Linked DNA regions of Homo sapiens: regions 2 and 3 are each linked to region 1. A link is an interaction called in ENCODE POLR2A ChIA-PET data of the cell type or tissue named here. Cell type or tissue: OCI-LY7. All regions are shown on one strand.

The links. ChIA-PET counts read pairs that join two places held together with the same protein. Peaks named below come from ENCODE experiments on the same cell type or tissue, not always from the same donor. Only the 100,000 strongest peaks of a DNase experiment are listed, where the experiment ranks them.
Region 2: POLR2A ChIA-PET joins it to region 1 with 5 read pairs; 3 of 35 experiments call an interaction of 5 or more read pairs at or near these places.
Region 3: POLR2A ChIA-PET joins it to region 1 with 7 read pairs; 5 of 35 experiments call an interaction of 5 or more read pairs at or near these places.

Annotation. Positions count from the first base shown.
Region 1 is chr20:36,906,769-36,910,768 of GRCh38, reverse strand. The region is part of intron 11 of SAMHD1 (SAM and HD domain containing deoxynucleoside triphosphate triphosphohydrolase 1); the gene reads left to right. Among named protein-coding and RNA genes, the nearest start is that of TLDC2, 33 kb to the right of the region's middle. In OCI-LY7, no CTCF peak of the experiment used is centred here; a DNase peak (open chromatin) is centred at 1,968.
Region 2 is chr20:36,767,134-36,771,133 of GRCh38, reverse strand. It overlaps DSN1 (DSN1 component of MIS12 kinetochore complex), which reads left to right. Exons shown (of 11, transcript NM_001145315.2): 3 at 1-261; 4 at 3,092-3,165. Among named protein-coding and RNA genes, the nearest start is that of DSN1, 4.6 kb to the left of the region's middle. RefSeq lists a silencer at 123-288. In OCI-LY7, no CTCF peak of the experiment used is centred here; no DNase peak of the experiment used is centred here.
Region 3 is chr20:36,699,395-36,703,394 of GRCh38, reverse strand. All of the region lies in intron 3 of NDRG3 (NDRG family member 3), which reads left to right. Among named protein-coding and RNA genes, the nearest start is that of NDRG3, 45 kb to the left of the region's middle. In OCI-LY7, no CTCF peak of the experiment used is centred here; no DNase peak of the experiment used is centred here.

The DNA of each region.
Region 1 (4,000 bases):
GTACTCAATATACATTATTTAACTTTTTTTTTTTTTTTGGAGATGGAGTCTCGCTCTGTCACCTAGGCTGGAGTGCACTGGCACAATCTTGGCTCACTGCAACCTCCACCTCTTGGGTTTCAGCAATTCTCCTGCCTCAGTCTCCTGGGTAGCTGAGATTATAGGCATGCCCCACCATGCCCAGCTAATTTTTGTATTTTTAGTAGAGACAGGGTTTTACCATATTGGCCAGGGTCTTCTCGAACTCCTGACCTCATGTGATCCACCCGCCTCCATCTCCCAGAGTGCTAGGATTACAGACGTGAGCCACTACGCCCGGCCCATTATTTAACTTTTAAATTTAATTTTTTTTTATTTATTTATTTTCAGACAAGATTTTATTCTGTCATCCAGGCTGGAGTGCAGTGGTGCCATCACAGCTTATTGCAGCCTCAACCTCCGGAGCTCAAGTGATCCTCTTGCCTCAGCCTCAGCCAAGTAGCTGATTTGGCTACTTGGGACTATAGGCATGTGCCACCACACCTGGGAATTTTTTTTTTTTTTTTTGATACGGAGTCTTGCTCTGTCGCCCAGGCTGGAGTGCAGTGGCACAATCTCGGCTCACTACAAGCTCTGCCTCCCGGGTTCACACCATTCTCCTGCCTCAGCCTCCCGAGTAGCTGGGACTACAGGCGCCCGCCACCACACCTGGCTAATTTTTGTATTTTTAGTAGAGATGGGGTTTCACCTTGTTAGCCAGGATGGTCTCGATCTCCTGACCTCATGATCCGCCTGCCTCAGCCTCCGAAAGTGCTGGGATTACAGGCGTGAGACACCGCCCGGCCACACCTGAGTAATTTTTTTAATTTTTGTAGAGACAGGGTCCCATTATGTTGCCCAGACTTGTCATTATTTAACTCATACCTGGACTAATATTGAACACCAAAAAACTGACTTGGCCATTTAACATTATTTTCATTATAAAAACACAAGATGCCAGGAACATCTGTCCACACTTCTGCAGAAACAAAATCTGCAGCTTAGTGTGGAAAGGAGGAAAGAGAGGTAAAGGGTAAAGGTGGTTCTTTTTTTTTTTTTTTTTTTTTTTTGGAGGGGGGTGGACAGAGTTTTGCTCTTGTAGCCCAGGCTGTAATGCAATGGCACGATCTCGGCTCACTGCAACCTCCGCCTCCTGAGTTCAAGCGATTCTCCTGCCTCAGCCTCCTGAGTAGCTGGGATTACAGGCGCCCACCACCATGCCCAGCTAATTTTTTTGTATTTTTACTAGAGACGGGGTTTCACCATGTCAGCCAGGCTGGTCTGGAACTCCTGATCTCAGATGATCCATCTGCCTCGGCCTCCCAAAGCGCTGGCATTACAGGTGTGAGCCACCGCGCCCAGCCACAGCTGGTTCTTTAATGTGGGAAAGTATTGACTGAGATAAAGCAAAAGAAGTAGAACAAAAAGTGTACACCAGTCAGAGTTCTTAGTTACAAATTATGAAACTGTTTAACTAAAAATAAAATTGGGCCGGGCACGGTGGCTTACGCCTGTAATCCCAGCACTTTGGGAGGCCAAGGCAGGCAGATTACCTGAGGTCAGGAGTTCGAGACCATCCTGTCCAAAATTGTAAAACCCCGTCTCTACTAAAAATACAAAAATGAGCCAGGCGTGGTGGCACGCACCTGTAATCTCAGCTACTCAGGAGGCTGAGGCAGGAGAATCGCTTGAACCCAGGAGGCAGAGGTTGCGGTGAGCAGAGATCGCACCACTGCGCTCCAGCCTAGGCAACAGAGCAAGATTCTGTCTCAAAAATGAATAAATAAAAATAAATAAATAAATAAAAATAAAATTGGAAAGCAATCACATAGCTTACAGAATCCGTGGAAAGGCTGGAGGCTCTGAAAATGGAGAAAAACAACAGAAGCCAAGTGACCTAAGACACAGCCTAATCACTCTACCGTAGCTTCCTGCCGAGAGTGCTGCCGTTCTACCACAGCTGGATTCTATTTGCTGCACACTGACAGAATGAAACCTAAACTAGCTCCTCCTAAACTGTGTTTGAAGAACCAGTTTTTAAAATTACCAACCCCTTGCAGATTGATATTTCTGTAAAGTATGATAAAAATGAATTACTAGAAAAATGAAATGGGGGGAAAAGGCATGTAAAATACAAGCCCAAATTTTTATTATTCAACTTGACAGACTTCACATTACACCTTTCAGTAAATTCAATCAAAAGATAAATAATAGGCCAGACAAGGTGGCTCGTGCCTATAATCCCAGCACTCTGGGAAACCAAGGCAGTTGGATCGCTTGAGCCCAGGAGTTTGAGACCAGCCTGGGCAACATGGTGAAACCCTGTTTCTAAAAAATTTAAAAATTAGCCCTGGTGGTGCGTGCCTGTAGTCCCAGCTACTCAGGATGCTGAGGTTGGGGGGATCACTGGAGCCCAGGAGGCCGGGGTTGCAGTGAGCCAAGATTGCACCACTGAAGTCCAGCCTGGGTAACAGAGCGAGACCCTGTATCAAATAATAATAATAATGATAGAGAAAAAATTTAAAAATTAAATTACAAGAACTATATACATTGTTCTTTAAAAATATACATGTAAGGCTAGGCAGGGTGGCTCACGCCTATAATCCCAACACCTTGGGAGGCTGAGGCAGGTGGATCACTTGAGTTCAGGAGTTCAAGACCAGCCTGACCAACATGGTGAAACCCTGTCTCTACTAAAAATACAAAGTATTAGCTGGGCGTGCTGGCGGGTGCCTGTAGTCCCAGCTACTCGGAGACTGAGGCACGAGAATCAATTGAACCCAGGAGGCGGAGGCTGCAATTAGCTGAGATGGCATCACTGTATTCCAGCCTGGATGACAGAGCAAGACTCCTTCTCAAAAATAAAATAAATAAATAAGTAAAATAAAAGTTAAAAAAAAAATTGAACAAGCTGAAGATATTTACTTTTAATTTTCATTCATAATAATGCAAGTGATGCCATATTTTAAAAAGTCAGCCAGGCATGGTGGCTTACGCCTGTAATCCCAGCACTTTGGGAGGCCGAAGTGGGCAGATACGAGGTCAGGAGTTCGAGACCAGCCTGGCGCCTGTAATCCCAGCTACTCTGGAGGCTGAGGCAGGAGAATCATTTGCACCCAGGAGGCGGAGGTTGCAGTGAGCTGAGATCGCACCATTGCACTCCAGCCTGGGTAACAGGGTGAGTCTGTCTAAAAAAAAAAAAAAAAAAAAAGTCATCTTTATCCAGGTGTGGCGGCATGTGCCTTTAGTCCCAGCTGTTCAAGAGACTAAGGCAGGAAGATTAATTTTTTCAAATTATATTTACATTTAAACTAGCTTTTGGTTTAGCTGGGCATGGTGGCATGTGCCTATAGTCCCAGTTACTCAGGAGGCTGAGGCGTGAGGATTGCCTGAGTCCAGGAGGTCGAGGATGCAGTGAGCCATGATCACGTGCCACTTCACTCCAGCCTGACAACAGAGCGAGACCCTGTCTCAAAAACAAACAAAAAAAAATTTAGCCAGGCATGGTGGTGTACGTCTGTAGTCACAGCTGCTCAAGGGCTGAGGCAGGAGGATTGCTTGAGCACAGGACTTTGATGCTGCAGTGAACTATGATCGCGCCACTGCACTTCAGCCTAGGCCACAGAACCTGACCTTGTCTCCTTAAAAAAAAAAAAAAAGGCCAGGTGCAGTGGCTCATACCTGGAATCCCAGCACTTTGGGAGGCTGAGGCGGGTGGATCACTTGAGGCCAGGAGTTCGAGACCAGCCTGGCCAACATGGGGAAACCCAATCTCTACTGAAAATACAAAAATTAGCTGGGTGTGGTGGCATGTACCTGTAGTTCCAGCTACTCAGGAGGCTGAGGCACGAGAATCACTTGAACCTAGGAGGTAGAGGTTGCAGTGAGCCAAGATCACGCCACCGCACTCCAACTTGGGTGACAAAGCAAGACTCTGTCTCAAAAAAAAAAAAATTGCACAGATATATATATATGGAGAAAG
Region 2 (4,000 bases), 140 kb after region 1:
TGGAAGTGTTTGCTAAAACATCTGCCTCCCTGGAGATGAATCAAGGCGTTTCAGAGGAAAGAATTCACCTTGGCTCTAGCCCTAAAAAAGGGGGAAATTGTGATCTCAGCCACCAGGAAAGACTTCAGTCGAAGTCCCTTCATTTGTCTCCTCAAGAACAATCTGCCAGTTATCAAGACAGGAGGCAATCCTGGCGGCGAGCAAGTATGAAAGAAACGAACCGGCGGAAGTCGCTGCATCCCATTCACCAGGGCATCACAGGTGGGGTGCTGTGTACACAAGACAGTGAGGTTCCAGCTCAGATAAGAGACAGGTTCCAGCTCAGATAAGAGGCAGTGAGGTATGGCAGAAAGTGTGGGAGAATAGACATGACTTGCTACTTTATAAGTACTGATGTCAAACACCTAGTAAATGTTCAGTATTACTGCTATTTCTTTTTAAGAGACAGGATGTTGCTGTTTTGTCTAGGCTGGACTTGAACTTCTGGGCTCAAGCAATCCTCCCACTTCAGCCTCCCAAGTAGCTGGGACTACAGGCGTGAGCCACTGCACCTGGCTTACTACTTATATTATATTATTAGCTGCCACAAATAAATTTCTAATTGTTCAATACTCACCTCTGCTAGGGTGAGAAACATTAAAGATTTCTTTCTGTGGTTTTCTGTCTCATACCCTAAAGTGGAGCAGAAGATAGTTGGGTTGATACCTGATTTTAGCCTTTATAACTGGAAATACCTCAGAGGGAAGATGCACATACAAATATCTAGAGTGGGCCAGGCACGGTGCCTCATGCCTATAATCCCAGCACTTTGGGAGGCAGGAGGATTGCTTGAGTCCAGGAGTTTGAGGACAACCTAGGCAAGATGGCAAAACCCCATCTCTACAAAAAGTTTTTAAAAAAATAGCAGGGCATGGTGGCACGTACCTGTAGTCCCAGCTACTGGAGAGAGGCTGAGGCAAGAGGATCACTTGGGCCCAGGAATTCAAGAAGGCAGTGAGCTATGATTGCGCCACTCAATCTATCCTGGGTGACAAAGTAAGACCCCTGTCTCTAAAAAACTTTGTCTCTTTTTCCCTATCCCCTCTCTCTTCCCTCCTCCCTCCCTGCACCCCACCCCTCTCCCTTCCCTCTTCCCTCCCTGCACCCCACCCACCCCCGCCTCACTTTCTTTCTCTCTCTGTCTCTCTCTCTCTGTGTGTGTGTGTGTGTGTGTGTGTGTGTGTGTGTGTGTATCTACAGTGAAAAACAGTTTTTAGGGATGCTATACAGAACGTGATTTGTGTCATTTTGTGTGAATTTACAATAGTAACTATATCTTAGCATCAAAGTACAGAACATAACGTGGAAAAGCTTGCATATTTCAGGAAGACTATACTAGCTCTGTGATGTTGAGTAAATTACTTAACCTTCTTTGTCTTAAGGTCCTCATCAGCAACTTGGAGATGAAATAGTACCTATCTTACATAACACAGTACTTGGGACATAGTAAGCCCTGAAATGTTAAGCTACTGTGATTAGTTTTAAGGTATCGTCCTATTTCCAAGTGGTCTGATGCACAGAAGGAAATCTGGGTAAAGATAGGCACTTAGCACATCAGAAAATTGCTGCCACAAGGCCCATGTACTTTAGTCCCTAAATGTGCTGAGAAAACATCAGTGCATCCCAAGATTAGCCCTACCTTTAGCTCTATGCCGGAGTATTTAGACTTAAACAGAAAAGCATCAGTGTAATAAGATTGGTTCTTGCCTGGTTATTTCTGGCAACCTGTCAGGTTTCCTTGGTTATAGGCAGAAAGTATCCTGTTTTTCTTGACTAACAGCAGTGACAATTAAGAGACAAGAACTTTAAAAACACAACCAGCTGAAGCTAGAGGGCAAAAAGACATGTAGCTCTCATAATTCACAAAGCAAAATTCCTTTGCTATGTAGTAATTGTTTACAAGTGGACATAATTTTAAAAAACGGTATCTACATCTTGCGATTGGTTAGGGATTCAGTTGCATAATTATGTAAAATGCTCACCCAATTCAGTCTAATAACTCACTCTATGACCTTGGGCAAGTGACCTATTACTTTGTGCCTGTGTCATTATCTGTTATCTGAATGGAATTCATAGGATACTTGCCTCAAGGTTTAATGAAATACGTATATAGCATTTCATAAAATGCTTTTTATATAGCAAGTGTTCAACAAATGTTAGTTATTAATGCTATTATGAGGTCATTATAGAGAGGCAGTGTGGTAATAGAGGGAAAAACACAGATATCGGTGAGAGACTTGGGTTTGAATTCTGGCTCCACCGATTTCCAGTTTCTGGCCTCAAGCAAGTCATTTCCCCTCAGAGCTGCAGTTTTCCCATTTGTAAAATGGAACTTTATAATAGTACTCTTCTTATAGTATACAGTACAGAGTGTTTAAAGCACATTGCAGTGCCTGTCCTATAAAAAAGCTCAGATGTGGCCAGGCACAGTGGCTCCCACCTGTAATCCCAGCACTTTGGAAGGCCAAGGCAGGCAGATCACTTGAGGCCAGGAGTTCAAGACCAGCCTGGCCAACATGGGGAAACCCTGTCTCTACTAAAAATACAAAAAATTACCTGGGTGTGGTGGCGCATGCCTGTAATCTCAGCTACTGCAACCTCTTGGCTCACTGCAGCCTCCGCCTCCTGAGCCCTTTTGATTCTCATGCCTCAGCCTCTGGAGTAGCTGGGATTACAGGCGCATGCCACCACTCCTGGCTAATTTTTCTGTTTTTAGTAGAGACGGGATTTCACCATGTTGTCCAGACTAGTCTCCAGCTCGTGGTCTCAAGTGATCCCATGCCTCGGCCCCAGAGTGTTGGGACTATAGGCATGAGCATCGTACCTGCCCAATACAAAGATTCTTATAACTTTTTTTTTTTTAAGTTTAGATGAACAAATGGGTAAACTTCATTCCTCAGTGATCCTGCAAAAATTAGAATTCTGTCTTTAACTAAAGAAGGCTGTTCTTGCCTTAAGTTGGATTTATCAAGAGGGAGGACATTTTTCAGTTTTGTTAGTTGCTAACTATGTAACTATCCAGCTCCTTAAATGTGGCTATGTTTTATGTTAGAGCTCAGCCGGTCTATCAGTGTCGATTTAGCAGAAAGCAAACGGCTTGGCTGTCTCCTGCTTTCCAGTTTCCAGGTAAGGTTCTTATAACTAGGAAATGTTTTTGTGTTTGTTAACTGCTATTGTGACAATCTTTTGTTTTTAGATGGAGCCTGACTCTGTCACCCAGGCTGGAGTGCAGTGGTATGATCTTGACTCACTGCAACCTCCGCCTCCCAGGTTCAAGTGATTCTCCTGCCTCAGCCTCCCGAGTAGCTGAGACTACAGGCACATGCCACCACGCCCCGCTAATTTTTGTACTTTTAGTAGAGACAGGGTTTCACCATGTCTGCCAGAATTGTCTCGATCTCCTGACCTCCTGATCCGCCTGCCTCGGCCTCCCAAAGTGCTGGGATTACAGGCATGAGCCACCGCATCCAGCCCTTAATTTTTTGCATTTTAGTTGAGACGGGGTTTCACCATGTTGCCCAGGCTGGTCTTGAATGCCTGAGCTCAGGCAGTCCACCCACCTTGGCCTCCCAAAGTGCTAGGATTACAGGTGTGAGCCACCGTGCCCAGCCTTTTTTTAAGGTGTATTGTGTATTATGTGGCTACCAGGTGCTTACATCAATTTAGATAAGCAGGTAATTTGTGTGAATTAAATAACCTTTTTTTTTTCCTGAACCGAAAGTCAAAATCTGTAGTCCAAGCAACAAAAAGTCTTTTGTTTTTTCTTTGTTTGTTTTTTGTTGTTTTTTTGAGACGGAGTCTTGCTCTGTCACCAGGCTGGAGTGCAGTGGCACAATCTCGGCTCACTGCAACCTCCGCCTCCCAGGTTCAAGCGATTCTACCGCCTCAGCCTCCCGAGTAGCTGGGACTACAGGCACGCGCCACCATGCCCCGCTAATTTTTTTTGTATTTTTAGTAGAGA
Region 3 (4,000 bases), 210 kb after region 1:
CGAGGGTCTCACTATGTTGAGTATATATGTATATATATATGTGTGTGTGGGTATATATATCCACACACATACATGTAAACTATATAGATATATTACAGATAACTATAGCATCTGTCCCAACACTCTCTAATATACATGTATATGATATACATATATACACGTGTAGTATACATATATGTATATTAGAGACAGCATTGAGACAGATGCTGTAATTTATATGTGTATATGATATATTGCTTTAGATAAATAACACTTATTTTGTGTATAATCAGAAACAAATTTAGAAAACTTAGAAAAGCATAAAAATAAAGATTGCTTATAATTCTGCGGGTAGATCACCTGAGATCAGGAGTTCGAGACCAGCCTGGCCAACATGGTGAAACCCTGTCTCTACTAAAAATACAAAAATTAGGCCAGGTCTGGTGGCTCACAACTGTAATCCCAGCACTTTGGGAGGCTGAGGTGGGCAGATGACCTGAGGTCGGGAGTTCAAGACCAGCCTGACCAGCATGGAGAAACCCCGTCTCTATTGAAAATACAAAACTAGCCAGGCATGTGCATGCCTGTAATCCCGGCTACTTGAGAGGCTGAGGCAGGATGATTGCTTGAACCTGAGAGGTGGAGGTTGAGGTGAGCCGAGATCGCACCATTGCACTCCAGCCTGGTCAACAAGAGCGAAACTCCATCTCAAAAAAAAAAAAAAATTAGCTGGGCATGGTGGCAGGTGCCTGTAATCCCAGCTGTTTGGGAGGCTGAGACAGGAGAATGGCTTGAACCCGGGAGGCAGAGTGTGCAGTGAGCTGAGATTGAGCCTTTGCACTGCAGCCTGGGTGACAGGAGTGAAACTCTGTCTCAAAAACAAACAAACAAAAATCTTGTATAACAAAAACTATACCCAGGCCTCATACAGTAGCCTGCTTATTGGAAACAATAACAGTTCATACTAATAAAAATATTGGGGCCGGGCGCGGTCGCTCACGCCTGTAATCCCAGCACTTTGGGAGGCCGAGGTGGGCGGATCATGAGGTCAGGAGATCGAGACCATCCTGGCTAACACGGTGAAACCCCATCTCTACTAAAAATACAAAAAAATTAGCCGGCATAGTGGCGGGCACCTGTGGTCCCTGCTACTTGGGAGGCTGAGGCAGGAGAATGGCGTGAACCCAGGAGGCGGAGCTTGCAGTGAACCAAGATCACGCCACTGCACTCCAGCCTGGGCCACAGAGCAAGACTCCGTCTCAAAAAAAAAAGTTGACATTTCCCAGAGTATGTTGTCATGCAAATATAACTAAACTAGTTCAGACTAGCCAGAAAGAGGAAGAAATAGTAACAGGCATGAAATGATCATGATTTAGTGATTTAGCATGATTTAGTTAAGTTTAGAAATATGGGACAAGTCAGATCGTGTCATTCCAGTGACAACACATTTATTGAAGTCAGAGGGCTCAAGAAAAAAGTGAAAGTTGGTTATTAAATAATGGTAATATCTTAAACTCTTACATTCTTAAAAGGCTTTTTTTTTTTTTTTTTTAAAGATGCAGGGTCTCAGCTGGGCACAGTGGCTCACGCCTGTAATCCCAGCACTTTAGGAGGCCGAGGCAGGTGGATCACCTGAGGTCAGGAGTTCGAAACCAGCCTGGCCAACATGGAGTAACCCTGTCTCTATTAAAAAATACAAAATTAGCCAGGCATGGTGGCGCATGCCTGTAATCCCAGCTCCTCAGTAGGCTGAGGCAGGAAAATTGCTTGAACCCAGGAGGCGGAGGTTGTGGTGGGCTGAGATCGCACCATTGCACTCCAGCCTGGGCAAAAAGAGCAAAACGCCATCTCAAAAAAAAAAAAAAAAAAAAGATACAGGGTCTTACTTTGTCACCCAGGCTGGGGTGCAGTGACGTGATTATAGCTCACAGTAACCTCGAACTCCTGGGCTGAAGCAATCTTCCCGCTTCAGCCTCCTGAGTAGCTGGGACTACAGGCACATGCCACCGTGCCTGGCTAATTAGAAAATATATATATTTTTTGTAGAGATGGGGTCTTGCTCTGTTGCTCAGACTGGTCTTGAACTCCTGGCCTCAAGTGATACTCTCACCTTGGCTTCCCAGAATGCTAGGATTACAGACCTGAGCCATCCTGCCTGACCTTAAAAAGACCTTGTGTTTAAGACTACAGCTTTCATTAGGTGGGAGAGACAGTCCAGAATAGAGAAGTATGTCAAGGACCTTTATGATTTCATGTTGTTTTATAAACATGGAGAATAAAGGGATTATGTTCAAGAAGTGCATAGCCTTGGAGGTAATAAATAATCAGTAAGTACTGGGAGAGCCGGGGAATGGTGGCTCATGCCTATATTCCCAGCACTTTGGGAGGCTGTGGCAGGAAGATCACTTGAGCCCAGGAGTTTGAGATCAGCTTGGGCAATATAGGGAGACCCCATCTCTGCAAAAAATTTAAAAATTAGCTGGGTATGATGGCAAGCATGTGTGCTCCAAGCTACTTGGGGGGCTGAGGTAGGAGGATCATTTGAGCCCAGGAGTTCAAGATTACAGTGAGCTATGATCACACCACTGGACTCCAGCCTAGGAGACAATGACGAGACCCTGTCTCAAAAAAAAAGAAGAAAGAAAAGGAAAAGCAAAGAAACTGCTGGGAGAGATGGGAGAGATCTATGACCAGAGCCTATCAGATGCTCCCTTAGACTGTGCTCTTTGAGCACAGGCTCATTGTGTAGTCACACTCTAGAATGCTGGGGTGGGAGATGAGATAACTGGATAGAGAGCCTGTAAAACAGATGATAATTGACTAAGACAAAAAGGTAGCAACAGCACGTTACTCCCTGCAGTGGCCTGACAACTGAATCAGCTCCTTAGCCAGGGTCTCTGCACATTCATCTTCAGATGGAGTTTTTTTCAAGCTGTTCATTCACAAGGTCACGAAAAATATGCATGCCAATCACCATGGAGGTGAGTGCTTCCTTTCTTTTTGTTTTTTATTCTGCTAAGCATATTTACATTCACATACTTTGAAAATGAAGAACTTTGAGACATTGACAACTAGGGGCTGCTCCAAATAGGGCAATGATCAGGGCCTAGGACTCTTGGATACTTTTGTTGTTACATGACTTGAGGGCATATTATGGCATGGTAGGGGCTGAGATATCCCTAAAAAGTTGAAATTTTGTAAGGAGCCAATTTTACTTTTGAATATCATCCAGATTATGAAATGGCAACAAAGTAGTAACTTTGCCCTATTCCTTCATCTACTTTTTTTTTTTTTTTTTTTTTGAGACTGATTGTCACTCTGTCACCCAGGCTGGAGTGCAGCGGTGTGATCTTGGCTCACTGAAACCTCCGCCTCCTGGGTTCAAGCAATTCTCCTCCCTCCTGAGTAGCTGGGATTACAGGCGCTTGCCTCCGCGCCTGGCTAATTTTTGTATTTTTAGTAGAGACGGGTTTCACCATGTTGGTCAGGCTGGTCTTGAATTCCTGACCTCGTGATCCGCCTGCCTCAGCCTCCTAAAGTGCTGGGATTTTACAAATGTGAGCCACCGTGCCCGGCCTCCCTCATCTACTTTTAAAGTATTGTCTTTTACCCCCACCTGTTATATCTCCCTTTTTACCATCCTTCTCCTGACCTTCCCTGGCAGCTCACTGTCTCATCCCCATCCACCTCCTGTGTGTACCCACACACACACACACACACACCCTACCACCACCACCACCACCACCAGTTACCATCAGTTACCGGGCCTTGGCAAGGTCCTGCTATGCGTAGAGCCAGAGTATAAACTGGTGTTTCCCTCAGTTCTCAGCAGTGGCCAAACTGGAATCTTTAAGCAGGACCCTACTGAAGGTTTGAGTTTGACAGAAGACAGGTTCCAGCAACCAGATTGTCAAGGTGACAAGTTGTCGGACGCTCTCTTTAACTTGGATTTGCCTGTAGTGTCACTCCATATGGCAGACACTTTCTCCTTCTCTCCCTTTTTCTTGCTGCCTCCCCCCGC